2 separate regions of the Homo sapiens genome follow, and region 2 is linked to region 1. The links are chromatin contacts, found by Hi-C in ENCODE. All regions are on one chromosome and are shown on one strand. Each heading gives the region's core, a stretch centred on a gene start or an enhancer-like site at or near the end of the contact. The rest is flanking DNA. Distances are from core to core; before and after follow the strand shown. Region 1 overlaps LINC00973 (long intergenic non-protein coding RNA 973). Region 2 overlaps GPR15 (G protein-coupled receptor 15).

The links. Hi-C counts contacts between places; a loop is a spot of excess contacts on that map. Pooled maps may share reads with other maps.
Region 2: a pooled map shows a loop between it and region 1 (4-fold over the local background). The contact joins two enhancer-like sites. A Hi-C loop is called at or near these places in 4 of 50 pooled maps.

What each region holds. Positions count from the first base shown.
Region 1 is chr3:98,967,738-98,974,381 of GRCh38, reverse strand. All of the region lies in intron 1 of LINC00973 (long intergenic non-protein coding RNA 973), which reads right to left. Among named protein-coding and RNA genes, the nearest start is that of LINC00973, 56 kb to the right of the region's middle. Within about 2 kb of position 3,106, at least 5 of the 41 ENCODE cell types and tissues checked have a DNase peak (open chromatin) inside an H3K27ac peak, as active enhancers do.
Region 2 is chr3:98,534,389-98,541,032 of GRCh38, reverse strand. It overlaps GPR15 (G protein-coupled receptor 15), which reads right to left. Exons shown (of 1, transcript NM_005290.4): 1 at 6,352-6,644. Among named protein-coding and RNA genes, the nearest start is that of GPR15, 5.7 kb to the right of the region's middle. Within about 2 kb of position 2,357, at least 5 of the 41 ENCODE cell types and tissues checked have a DNase peak (open chromatin) inside an H3K27ac peak, as active enhancers do.

The DNA.
Region 1 (6,644 bases), core at 1,857-4,356:
ATAAAAGCACTGGTTTAATGACAGCAGAATAGTCACACGTATTGAGAAAGGGAATAGAAATCAAAAAAATGCATAAGATATAACAAAAAGGATAAGATTTATCCATAATAATAGTTAAATTAGTATACTTTGCTACATGCCATTTAGGTACTGCCATTTGAAATCCTCAGAATAACCTCCAGAGGTAGATGCTATGGTTTAAATGTGTTTCCTCCAAAATTCAGGTGTTGCCAATGTGACAATATTAGAAGGTGGAGCCTAAACCTTAAACAGGTGCTTTAAGATTAGGCCATGAGGGCTCCTTCCTTGTGAATGGGATTAGGTGCCCTTATAAAACGCTCTGACTTGGGGAGTTCATCCTTCTATTAGCCTTCTGCCTTTCATCATGTGAGGACACAGCAAGAAGGCTCTCATCAAATGCCAGCACCTTGATCTTGGACTTCCCTGCTTCTAAAACTGTGAGAAATACATTTCTGTTCTTATTAATTAACCAGTTCTTGACCAGATCTTGGGCAAGTTACATAACCTCTCTGAGCCTCATCTTTCTCCATGGTAAAATAAAGATGTCAGTAATTTCTATACCAAGGGATTATTTTGAGGATTAAGTGGGCTGCTTTTGCTAAAGTGTTTAAAATGGTGACTAGTCCATAATAAGTATTAAAATGTTTTAGTTAATTAAATTGTAAAAATCCACATAGGTTAAGGCAAAAAAGTTTAAAACTTCAGTATGAATTGACTACTTATTGCTTTACAATCAATATTGACATTACATGTAGCCCATATTTGCCAACTGCTAATTATTTTGTAAAAAAGTCAACCTAGGCCGGGCGCGGTGGCTCACGCCTGTAATCCCAGAACTTTGGGAGGCCAAGACAGGTGGATCACGAGGTCAGAAGATCGAGACCATCCTGGCTAACACGGTGAAACCCCATCTCTACTAAAAATACAAAAAATTAGCCGGGCGTGGTGGCGGGCGCCTGTAGTCCCAGCTACTCGGGAGGCTGAGGCAGGAGAATGGTGTGAACCCAGGAGGCGGAGCTTGCAGTGAGCTGAGATCTAGCCACTGCACTCCAGCCTGGGCGACAGAGCGAGACTCCATCTCAAAAAAAAAAAAAAGTCAACCTAATCCTTAAAAAAAAAAAAAAAAACTGTTCTGTGAAAGAAATTAAATATGGCCCTTGGCACTCAGTCTTTTTGTTCCCCTTAACAGCACTTCCTTCTTTGCTACCTCTATTTTCAGCCTGGTTCTGCCTGCGTGGTGGTTCCCAGTACCTGCAGGCCTCCTTCATCATCCTACAGCTAAAAATGGCAGTGAAAAACTTATTACCCACATGTACAACTAAGTTTCAGAAGAATTCTCATTGGCCTAAATTGGGTCACATGATAATCCCTGAACCAATCACTGTGACCAGTGAACTGGATGTGTTGATTGGTCAAGCTCGGGTCACACAGACAAGGGGGAAGGAGAGTCCACCCCAGCCATACCACATAAACTGTGAAAGATTATATCTTAAGGAAAATGAAGGTGCTGTTATGAGAAGATGGAGTAACAAAGGCTAGAGACAAGACAATAAATCTTTGCTATAATGACGAATAATATTTTTGTGCCACAAAAAAAAATTTTACTGGGAAATAGAAAACTTCGTTTTCATACTTTGAAAGATAATGACAAACTGTCATTCCAAGGTTAAAAAACGCTAATAATTTTGTTCCTATGGAATTTTCCTTCTGCTAAACTATGTATTATAGTTTTCTTTCCTGTTAAGAAAAGATTCTTTTCATAAACAGAGCAGTTTTAATATGTATTTTTAAAATTTTTGTTTTGTTAACCATTTGCAGATCTTATTTGGAAATTACATTAACTTTGTTCCTTTTAGTTCTCTTATAAAGAAAAGTGAGATAATGAACACATACTCAAGGAAACAGAGAATGACGGACTTGTTGAAAGTGCAGTGAAACCAACCTCCCTCTCTCTCTCTCTCTGTGTGTGTGTGTGTGTGTGTGTGTGTTTAATATTTCCATGATGACTCCTGGGAAAGAACCTCTGGGATTTATATTCCCTTCCAATCCTTCCCTCCCCCAGAGTGAGATCATAGCTCATTCGGTCCTTTTGTGTTTTCTTTACATTGCCCTTCAAAACACATTTAATAATGCATCCAGAAAAACTAAAATTAGGGTAACTAGATGAAGAAAATTTATGTCAAAATTCATATTGGAGAACTGCTGCTTTTTATCTTCTTAAAATCAGAAGGAACCATGATCAAAAGCCACTTTTAATTTAATTTCTTAAAAATCTTAGTACATATACTTAATCAGAAGCCCAAATAAAAGTGATATCTGGAAACTCCCGATATTCTATTCTGTGGTTAATTTTGTCATGCTATGTTATCGGAATTTTTCTGTGCTCCTATAAAGTGCCACTCATCACATTTTAAAGTGTTTATCTTTTATGGTTGCTTACTTCATCCTTTTCCTAATTTGCTGAAATGATTTTTCTAAAGAATTACTTTAGATAAAATTTGGCATTTGCCTTACTCAAAAAATGTAGGCCATTTTATAAGCCATGGTGAATTCTTCACAGCACAAAACTGACATTACATATTAGCTTTGTGTAACGTTAACCTCAGGGACCATGAGATGTACTTAGTATTAATTTGCCCTTATTTCCCTGGCTACCTACTGAACGTGAATTCCCCCATGCTCAGTAGGCTGAGCCCACTCTGTGGGCTGTCCTTCTACTGACTTCCTCTACATCTTATTCTCAAGTGAGATGTAAGAATTTTTTAGCTCAGAGGTGTCAGTCCGCTGACTCTGACATGTGTGTGTTGTAACCCCTGCCATACATCATTCCACAGACAGGGTATAACAAACTGATATTTCTATGAATAGAGGAAAAAACCTCATATACAAAGTCCCCAAACCTCATTCAATTATGTGGGTGATTCAACCAAGCCCAATCTCCAAGTTCACATCTTGGAAAAAAAGGCCCATTATCTTTCTTTATGTTAGAGGACATTATGACTAAACATCATGCTCATCAATGATTATGCTTCTCTGATATGTCAAGAACCTCTGTCTCATAACCATTAGGAAATGTGTCATCTAGTAAATCACCCTAACTTCCTGGGGAGATGAAAGGATCAAAGTAAGAATAATAGTCTGTATGATTCATTGGCATGTAATTTAGAGAAGGTATATTGTTAGGATAATCATTTTTAGTGTTGGAAATCTTGCCTCACTTCTTCAAATTTCTTATTCTGAAATCGAAGTCCTTAGATCACTAGTAAGTTCTTCAACAGAGACTTAAAAATAATGGTGACATTTTCAAAAATTCTATTGCCATGTTCTCAAAGCACTTTTATTTGCAATAAAGGGCTAAAATGTGAAAGGTCATTCTAATGTATTCTTTTTTAAAATGAAGCATCAATGGAGATTTGATTTTTATTTATTTTTTATTATTATTTATTTATTTATTTATTTTTGAGACGGAGTCTCACTCTGTCACCCAGGCTAGAGTGCACTGGCGTGATCTCGGCTCACTGCAACCTCTGTCCCACCCAGGTTCAAGCTATTCTTCTGCCTCAGCCTCCCCAGTAGCTGGGACTACAGATGCACACCACCACACCTGGCTAATTTTTGTATTTTTAGTAGAGACAGGGTTTCACCATATTGGCCAGACTGGTCTCGAACTCCTGACCTCATGATCTGCCCGCCTTAGCCTCCCAAAGTGCTGGGATTACAGGCCTGAGCCACCATGCCTGGCGGAGATTTGATTTTTTATCACCATACAATTAATAACTTGGGTGCTACTGTGAAAACAAGCAATGTCTTTGAGTGTGCTAATAAGTCTCAGTAATAAGTTTTATGCAAAGGCAGCTAAAAAAATGGGAGTGTATGAATGCTGTAGGAAGTGAAGAGGAAAGAAATGAGAGGAAAATGAAGGGAAGGGAAAGGAGGAAATGGCAGTGAGAAGATGTAGATGTAGCCTACGTAAAATATCCTTGACAGGTTAAATAAGCAACTGTTCACAAAGGGAGTAAGTGCCTGACCCATCTACACAGAAAATGTGACAGAGTTCTCAGACCTCTGGATAGATGTGAGGAGCATTTTTCAGTTTAGACTAAAGGTAGAGGTTTCTCTAGTCCAAATCTAAGTATAATAAAACCTTCCCATTGCCATAATTCGAAACAAAAAACAGTCATACCTACTTAGCTTCCTTCCTGAATAACTCAATTCAAAAACCATTAGGTGGGGTCTTAGTGAGCTACTAGTCCATATGGGGTAGGAGAGAAGTGAGACTACAGTGGCCTACCACTGGGTAAGAGTCCCCATGAAGGGGTAGCAGTAGCTGAGCATAGGACCAGGAGATTAAGAACACAGGTTGAGGCCGGGTGCGGTGGCTCACGCCTGTAATCCCAGCACTTTGAGAGGTTGAGGTGGGCGGATCACGAGGTCAGGAGATCGAAACCATCCTGGCTAACACGGTGAATCGCCGTCTCTACTAAAAATACAAAAAATCAGCCGGGCATGGTGGCGGGCGCCTGCAGTCCCAGCTACTCGGGAGGCTGAGGCAGGAGAATGGTGTGAACCCAGGAGGCGGAGCTTGCAGTGAGCCGAGATCGTGCCACTGCACTCCAGCCTGGGCGACAGAGCGAGACTCCTTCTCAAAAAAATAAATAAATAAGTAAGAATACAGGTTGAGCACCCCAAATCCAAAAGTAAGAAATCTAAAATGCTCCAAAATTCTGAAGTTTTTAGTGTCAACATGATGCTCAAAAGAAATGCTCATTAGAGGATTTCAGATTTTGAATTTTCAGACTTCAGATGCTCACCTAGTAAGTATAATGCAAATATTTCACAATCCAAAAAAATCTGAAATCTGAAACACTTCTGGTCCCAGGCATTTTGAATAAGAGATACTCAACTTGTATATGAGCATAATGGGAACCAGCTTTCTCATTCTCATGAAAAAAGCAAAAACTGGAATGAATCCTGTGGTGTTGGATTGGATTTCAAGGTATTGATATGAACTCATAGTTTTTATCAATTGATAGATAAGTGCATAGATAGAATGATATCAAAATAGAGATAAAGAAATAAATATAAATATTGTGGTAGCCTGTCTCTAAAATGGTCCCCAGTTTTTCTTGCCTCGGAAGGTATTCAGACTTCTGTGTAGACACCTCCCATACTAAACAGTGTCAACCTGTGTAAGCAATAGTATACTGTGAAAATTACAAAGTGAGACTTTGAGACCAGGCCATAAAAGACATTCTGGCTTCTTCCTGGCTATCCTTCTGGGGGAAACCAGACACCATTTTATGAGATACTCAAGCAGCTCTATGGAGAGGTCAATGACATGAGGAAATGAGGCCTCTAGCCAATAACCAGCCCTAACTCTTCGGACATGTGAGTGAGCCACCTTGAACGTGGATCCCCCAGCCTCAGACAAGCCTTAGGCCACATCTTGACTGAAATTTTACGAGAGTCATGGAGCCAGAACCATGCCCTCTGAATTCTGGATAAAACTGCGAAGTAATTAATGTCCATTGTTTTAAGCACTAAATTTTGAGGTAGTTCTTTTTGTACCTCAAAAAAAAAATTTTGTACCTCAAGAAAAAATAGATAGTTAATGTACTGGTGAATGTATGTATGTATAAAAAACACTTGCCTACATATATTACCTAGCTCTATCCATTGACAGACTCTGGATACAATAACACTTCAAAACCAGAGAGCATACTGGTGCCAGATCTTGATTTCTAAAAACAATTCTTCACTAAAAGGAACCAGTGCTCCTCAGAGAAATGGCTAACTTCAGGGTGAGAGCAGGAAAAATTAAAGATGAGTCTGAATGTTTTATTTAATATATCAAGGAAATGGTCAAACAATTATGAAAGCCAGTTTGGAATAGCTCCCACTGGTGAATCTGGGACAATCCAAGCCTCAGAATGAATAATAACCTACTGAATAAAACAGGAATTTATACCTCCATACTGATATGAATAAATAAGTAAAAAAGTAAATTGGAAGGAATAAATTATTGCAGTAGAATGCCAACTAATAAATGCAGAAGAAATGGTAAAATTAGAAGATAACTAGCGGGCAACCATCATAGTAATAATTAATTCAGCCAAAAAATGTCAACAGATACTAAAATTACCAAATGTAAGTGTGATGAGAAATGAAATGTTACATAGGCTCAACTATTCACAAAATGCTTATTAAATATAAGGAAGAAAGGAGTGACTGTACAGTGGAGAAATCTGGCAGACACCACCTAAACAAATTATTAAAGTTAACATCATCAGTAATGGGACAAATTGAAAGCATGTGCCATCTAATTGGATGCAATGAGAAGAACACAAAATCATTACTGTAATATTCCAGCCCTAGGAGAAGCACAACTTGAATCTAATAATAAGGAAACATTAGATAAATCAGATTTGGTGACTAATGTGATAAAAAGTCCAGGTCATGAAAGTGAAAAGAGACTGAGGAACTGTTCCTGATAAAGGAGACAATAGAAACACAACAGCTGACTGTAACATGTGATCTTGGACTAAATTATTTTTAAGGAAATTATTGGGATAATTGGCAAAAAGTTGAATGATACTTGTGATTTAGGTAATAATAGTGAATCC
Region 2 (6,644 bases), core at 1,108-3,607, 430 kb after region 1:
TAAGCTTCCCTCACACCCGCAGACCCAATCCTGGTCAACCTTAGTATTTAATGTTTCACTCTTTGTCAGTTTAATAGGTAAAACCATATTTTGTTTTTTTTAATATTATGTATCATGCTAAATATAAATTTACAAACTTTTTGGCAGTATTCTTTTCTATGTTTGAATTATTATAGGAAAGACACATTGATTTGAAATCCTGAGGACTAAGTTATACAGTTCTGAATTGACTTTTACTCAATTCTTTACTGATTTTCCGATTTTTAAGCTATTTCTATTAACATACACAAGTCAGGTCTGAATTGCATAAACATCTTTTTTATTAGAAATAAGGTAGCCATTCTCATCTATCTTCAAGTGCTCTGAATCTGTATTTTTGCTTTAAACATGAAACCACAGGCCAAGTTTCGTTTCTCATTTACCACTTCTCCACCTGAGTTGTCAGTTTTGCTTTTGCTCTAACTCAAGGCCAAATGAAAGGGCATCTCATTAAATCACTGTGCTGGGCAAGGTTCATGTAAAGTTATCTACTTTGCTTTGCATACTTTTTTTTAGTTTGTCATTTGGAAATAAATTTAAACCTAATACTGTTCAAGATGTGTTCTTGTGTTTAAAATAATGAGTCTATACGTTTAAAGTCTTAAAGATTTTTAAGACTCGAGAGTCTTAACATCTATAAAGACAATGATAGCATTTTCATTTGAGGATGCTAATGTGAACACTTTAAGGAAATGTAACAATGTTTAGGAAATAACCATATCAAAATGACAATTACATAAGTGACTTGTATATGGACTAAGTATGGGCTTCTCCTAAACATTGGAAAAGACCAAGGAAAGTTATTTGACTTGTAATTTTCATTGCATATACCGGGCTCTTCTTGGGTGTCACTATTTCATTCTTTGATTAAAAAAAATAAACAACTATGTGGATTCTAAACTCCATGAAAAACAAGTTCTGCTTCTACCTTTTTAACTCCTATAGAGTCGAATAAAGTGATATACATATATCACTATATATATTTATTGTGAACAAATACAAATATATATATATATATATTTGTTCAACCTTTTTTTTTTTTTTGAGATGGAATTTCGCTCTTGTTGCCCAGGCTGGAGTGCGATGGTGTGATCTCAGCTCACTGCAACCTCCACCTCCCGGCTTCAAGCAATTCTCCTGCCTCAGCCTCCCGAGTAGCTGGGATTACAGGCATTTGGCACCATGCCCAGCTAATTTTGTATTTTTAGTAGAGACAGGGGGTTTCTCCTTGTTGGTCAGGCTGATCTGGAACTCGTGGCCTCAGGTGATCCACCTGCCTTGGCCTCCCAAAATGCTGGGATTATAGGCGTGAGCCATCACGCCCCGCCTCAACTTTTTTTTTTTTTTTTTTTACGTAGAGATGGGGTCTCACTATGTTGACCAGGCTGGTCTCAAACTCTTAGCCTCGAGTGATCCTCCCATCTCGGCCTCCCAAAGTACTGGGATTACAGGCCTGAGCCACTATGTCCAGCCATGTTCAACTCTTTAGTAGAAATTTCAATCCATTTATATGCTTTTTGTAATTGCTGATATATTTATGCATACATATGCCATTTTATTTTGTGTTCTTTATTTACTATGCTTTTTCTTTGCTTTATTTTCTCCTTTCTTGTATTCTGTATTTTGTTAGTGGATAAAATAGTTAAATTCATCTCAAGTACTTCAGTCTGAATATTAACAGCAACATTCAACAGATGCTTTTCAGCTGCAACTGTATACAGTATGTTTGTGTGTTTGTGTATGTGTATAAGAGAAAGAAAGAGGCTGGGTGCAGTGGCTCATGCCTGTAATCCCAGAACTTTGGGAGGCCAAGGTGGGCGGATCACTTGAGGTCAGGAGTTTGAGACCAGCCTGGCCAAAATGGTGAAACTCCATATCTGCTAAAAATACCAAAAAAAAAAAAAAAAAAAAAGGAGCCTAGCATAGTGGCGCATGCCTGTAATCCAGCTACTCGGGAGGCTGAGGCAGGAGAATCACTTGAATCCTGGAGGCGGAGGTTGCAGTGAGTCAAGATCGTGCCTCTGCACTCCAACCTGGATGACAGAATGAGTGAGACTCCATCTCAAAAAAAAAAAAAAAAAAAAAAAAAGAGAAAAAAGATATTTTGTGAATGTGTAACTGCAATATGCCTGTTTTAGAATCCACCAGTTACAATAAAAAGATTTAACAATTTTTATGGTTGTCATAGTGTATTGTGTACGATAGACATTTTGCATTCACAGTTTGATGTTTGAGATTTTGACTGAAACTCCACAGTTGTATGACATAAAAAGCAGACATTTAAACCACTGACCTATGAGGTGATGCGGAATGAGTCACTTAACTAGTGAGTCAGGCCAAACACTTAGGATAGATATCTCCTTTCAACTTTTCTTTTTATACATTTTGCAATAGCTCTGAAAACATTACATTTTATTCAATTTGTATGAAGTAGATTATATGCTATATTGGAGTTGGCAAATTTAGGGATTTGTGAAGGTTTTACAATGGATGGTTATGAAATACAAAGGGTCTATATATACTCTGTAAGGAAAAGAGCAGTATTGCTTGCTGAAGACTTTGCCACAGATTTTTTTAAATTAAAAATAAAGTCTCCAGTCATATGTAATTTTTGATGCATAAAATTTTAATTTCTGAATAAACATCACAATAGTAGTTTATATCTCCTGTTTTGTATATAATTAAGAGCAAACAAAAGAGTGCATTTATAGTATACAGGTCACAAATATGCTAGGCAGGAGCACTTTTTTGTTTTATTTTGAGCTAATAGAAACACAGAAATAAAATATTTTAAATCAGAATTGATAGGGCCGGGCGCGGTGGCTCAAGCCTGTAATCCCAGCACTTTGGGAGGCCGAGGCGGGCGGATCACAAGGTCAGGAGATTGAGATCATCCTGGCTAACACGGTGAAACCCCGTCTCTACTAAAAATACGAAAAAAAATTAGCCGGGCGTGGTGGCGGGCTCCTGTAGCCCCAGCTGCTCGGGAGGCTGAGGCAGGAGAATGGCGTGAACCTGGGAGGCGGAGCTTGCAGGGAGCCGAGATCGCGCCACTGCACTCCAGCCTGGGCGACAGAGCAAGACTCCGTCTCAAAAAAAAAAAAAAAAAAAAAAAAGAATTGATAGGACCTAGCAAGTAAAAATGCTAAATTTCCTATCAATGTTGACAAACATGAGATACTCATAGATGATGTTTAACTCTCTCTAACATGGAAGTGTTAGAAAACTAGTTAATTATTACATATATTTAATTAGCAAATAAGAAAAATCACCGAATAATATCAAATTGATGAACATCTTTTACTAGGTTGGCAGATAATTTTAATAATAATGTGAATATTTTATCGTAGATCCTTAAGCATATGCAGCTAACTCAGAAAGTTTCATTGTGATTTGAAAGTACCTTTGGATCTTAGAAATTTGGTGCTTATGTATATAAACCAGAAATTTTTTAGTTTAATAATGTCTGCTCAACTAGCAGAATACTTTCCCCCTACTTTTAGATGAACAATGAACATTTTATGTAAATTTACATTTCACTACCATTTACCTTGTCATAAGAACCTTTATGAATAGTTTGATACTTTGGATATTTAAAGTAGGGTTTTTTTTGTTTTGGATTTTGTTTTTAATGCTGTAGGTTTATCTTAGGATGCAATTTGCACTTGTCATATATGTTTAGGAAATATAGCTCTATTAAGGAAATGACAAAGATAGCAAGAACCAATGAGTGTAACTCGCCCTAGGGTGGATTTTTACATTTGCAATATAAAATCAAGTCAGTGGCACAGTTGTTTTTCCCTGTACACTTATACGTAAAGTCTAGTCGTAATCGTTTACTTCTAAAATTGATAAAAACAAAGAATATTGGCTCAAAAAAAAAAGCTTTAAATAATAACCGGCATTTGCAGGGGAAAATCCAATCAACATCAAACTCCGTGAAAGACAAAAGGAACTCGCAGTAGTCAGTAACTGTTCGCAAATATTTTGGTAGTTAAAATTACCCTCTTGCTTTTTCTCCTATGGCACCTCTTTCTCTAATGGGGCTGGAGCCATTATCTTGCTGGCAGGTTACACCAATGGTCTGGTTTTAGAAGCAAATTTGTAATTCTTTTAGTTTTGCTCAGCTTTTATGAATGAGCTCTGCAGGAAAACAGGTTCTTTGTGGCATGCACATATGACAAGTCATTTCTCTCTTCTGAGATCGCTAGGTAGAATAGAGAGTGATTTGAGGAGTCAAGATGAATCACAGAGGAAGATTTTTTTCCACTCACCTTACCACCATACTGTGCATTTATGCATCTATTTAAAAATTAACTTGTGACCCCTAGTAATGGTCGGTTCTCAGTCACGCACATAGCTTCCCTTTAAGACTGCTGTTAAAACTTTTCACTACAGAAGTGATTTTGACTTGTTAAGAGTGGACAGGTTAAGGGACTCCCAGGAATATCAGGTTAGTTTCAACCTTTCAATACAACCCAAATGGAGTAAATGTGTTTGGGACTATGTTTGCGACTATGCGTGTCTTGATTACATTTCTTTTAAAATTAATTATAAAGTATCAGACAACACATTACCTAGGATTTAATGGAGAGCTTTTCTGGGGTAAGTTTCAAAAAGCTATTTGAGAAATGCTTGAGAGGTCACTATCCTTTTATATTTGTCATTTACATCCTCCGAGTAACTTTGGACTACTTATGCAAATGACAACAAATAATGTTAATCTGTAGTGATTTCCTTGTGTATTACTCTGAATTGTAAAAATTTTATTTTGTTTTCCTAACTTTGGATATAACTGGCAAGGCATGATTGTGTTAGGATGAAAGAGTAATTTTCTGGAAATTCTTGGCAATGTATTGATTTGTTCTTTAATGACATTAAATTATCACAAACTAGCCTTTAGGCTAGTTTAATTCAGGTAATAAAAATAATGAAAAGGTATAAATATGAGTCTGTGATTCTATGTATATCTGAATGTATATGTATATGTAGAATATCTACGTAAGTATAGAAATAGAAATTGTTCAAATTAAAAATGAAGAAATTTTATTATTATTATTATTATTATTTTTGAGACAGAGTCTAGCACTGTCACCTGGGCTGGAGTGCAATGGTGCAATCTTGGCTCACTGCAACCTCCATTTCCTGGGTTCAAGCGATTCTCTTGCCTCAGCCTCCTGAGTAGCTGGGATTATAGGTGCCTGCCACCATGCCCTGCTAATTTTTTGTATTTTTAGTAGAGACGGGGTTTCACTATGTTGGTCAGGCTGGTCTTGAACTCCTGACCTTGTGATCCACCTGCCTCGGCCTCCCAAAGTGCTAGGATTACAGGCGTGAGCCACTGCACCCAGCCTATGATTTTAAAAATATGCAAAATGTCAGACAACTAATTTGTAATAAACTTTTTAATGCTATTATAATGTAAATTACATTTCATACCAGCAGAATCCATATATGACAAAATAACATGTGAACTTAATCAAGCTTTGAACTTTTTTCTATTAGAGTTGTACTACCTATAAAATTATATCTATTTTTTTCTTTCACAACTGGTACATTATGAATGTAAAATAAACTAAGATTTTATTAAAGCCTACAATTATTATATCTATTTAAAGTACTAAAAAACCAATAATACATATTTTTATTTGGTGTTATTTTAAATATTCTCAGCAAAATTAAAGTGAAGAAGTAGAAATAAAATCTCAATATTTTAAAAATGAGAATGATTAAGTATTATTTGATGTTAGTTTGAAAATTTGTAAGGAGTAGTCAATAATTAATAATAGAAATCAAATCACTTTATAAAGTAACTTTTTACTCCACATTTAAAACTTTATTTATATTTATTATTTTTACAGTATCCTTGATAATTCTATAGACATAGATATTACCAACTACATTTAAGTATGAAAGGTTAAAATGACCTTACTAGTATCACAACATTAAGGGTGAAGCTAAAATTAATAGCACAGGTTTTCTGCTTTCCCAACCAATAACTTAGCTGATTGATTCAGCTATTTTTTAAAGGCAGTATTTTTCAAAGGCAGTAAGTTTCATGATTAGTAACAGTGCTTTTGCCGATTTGTTTTAAAGAAATGTGTGTCTTCTACCTTCTGTATTTTGTTTTTGTTTAACTTTTGGAGATCTATTCAATTGCATTGAATTTAGTTTTGAAGTTTTCCAAGAATATTTATTTGTTATTATTTACATGGTCTTTTCTTCTATAACCATAATAATTTACTAAAAGTTTATTAGAATTAGTATTAATATTAATATGTTGTTAGAAATTAATACAGTCCAGAAGAATACTTATGTAAGGAAATTATATTTTTATTTAATAACAGTTTAAGAAAAATTAACAAGTTAGCCAATTTATAAAACCAAAAACTGTATTTTCAGCTTCTAATTAGGCTACAAGGAGATGTCCGATATTTGAGGTTTCTCTTCATGTGAAAGATACATGAGATGAAATTAAATTGGCTAGTCTTTGAAAGGATTCTAAGTTTTTTCTGATTTTCAAATCTAATATTTAGAAGTAAAATGGTAATTCATTCAAGTCAACAGTGGAGGTAAAAACATAACCCGCTTTCCCTTGAATCAAA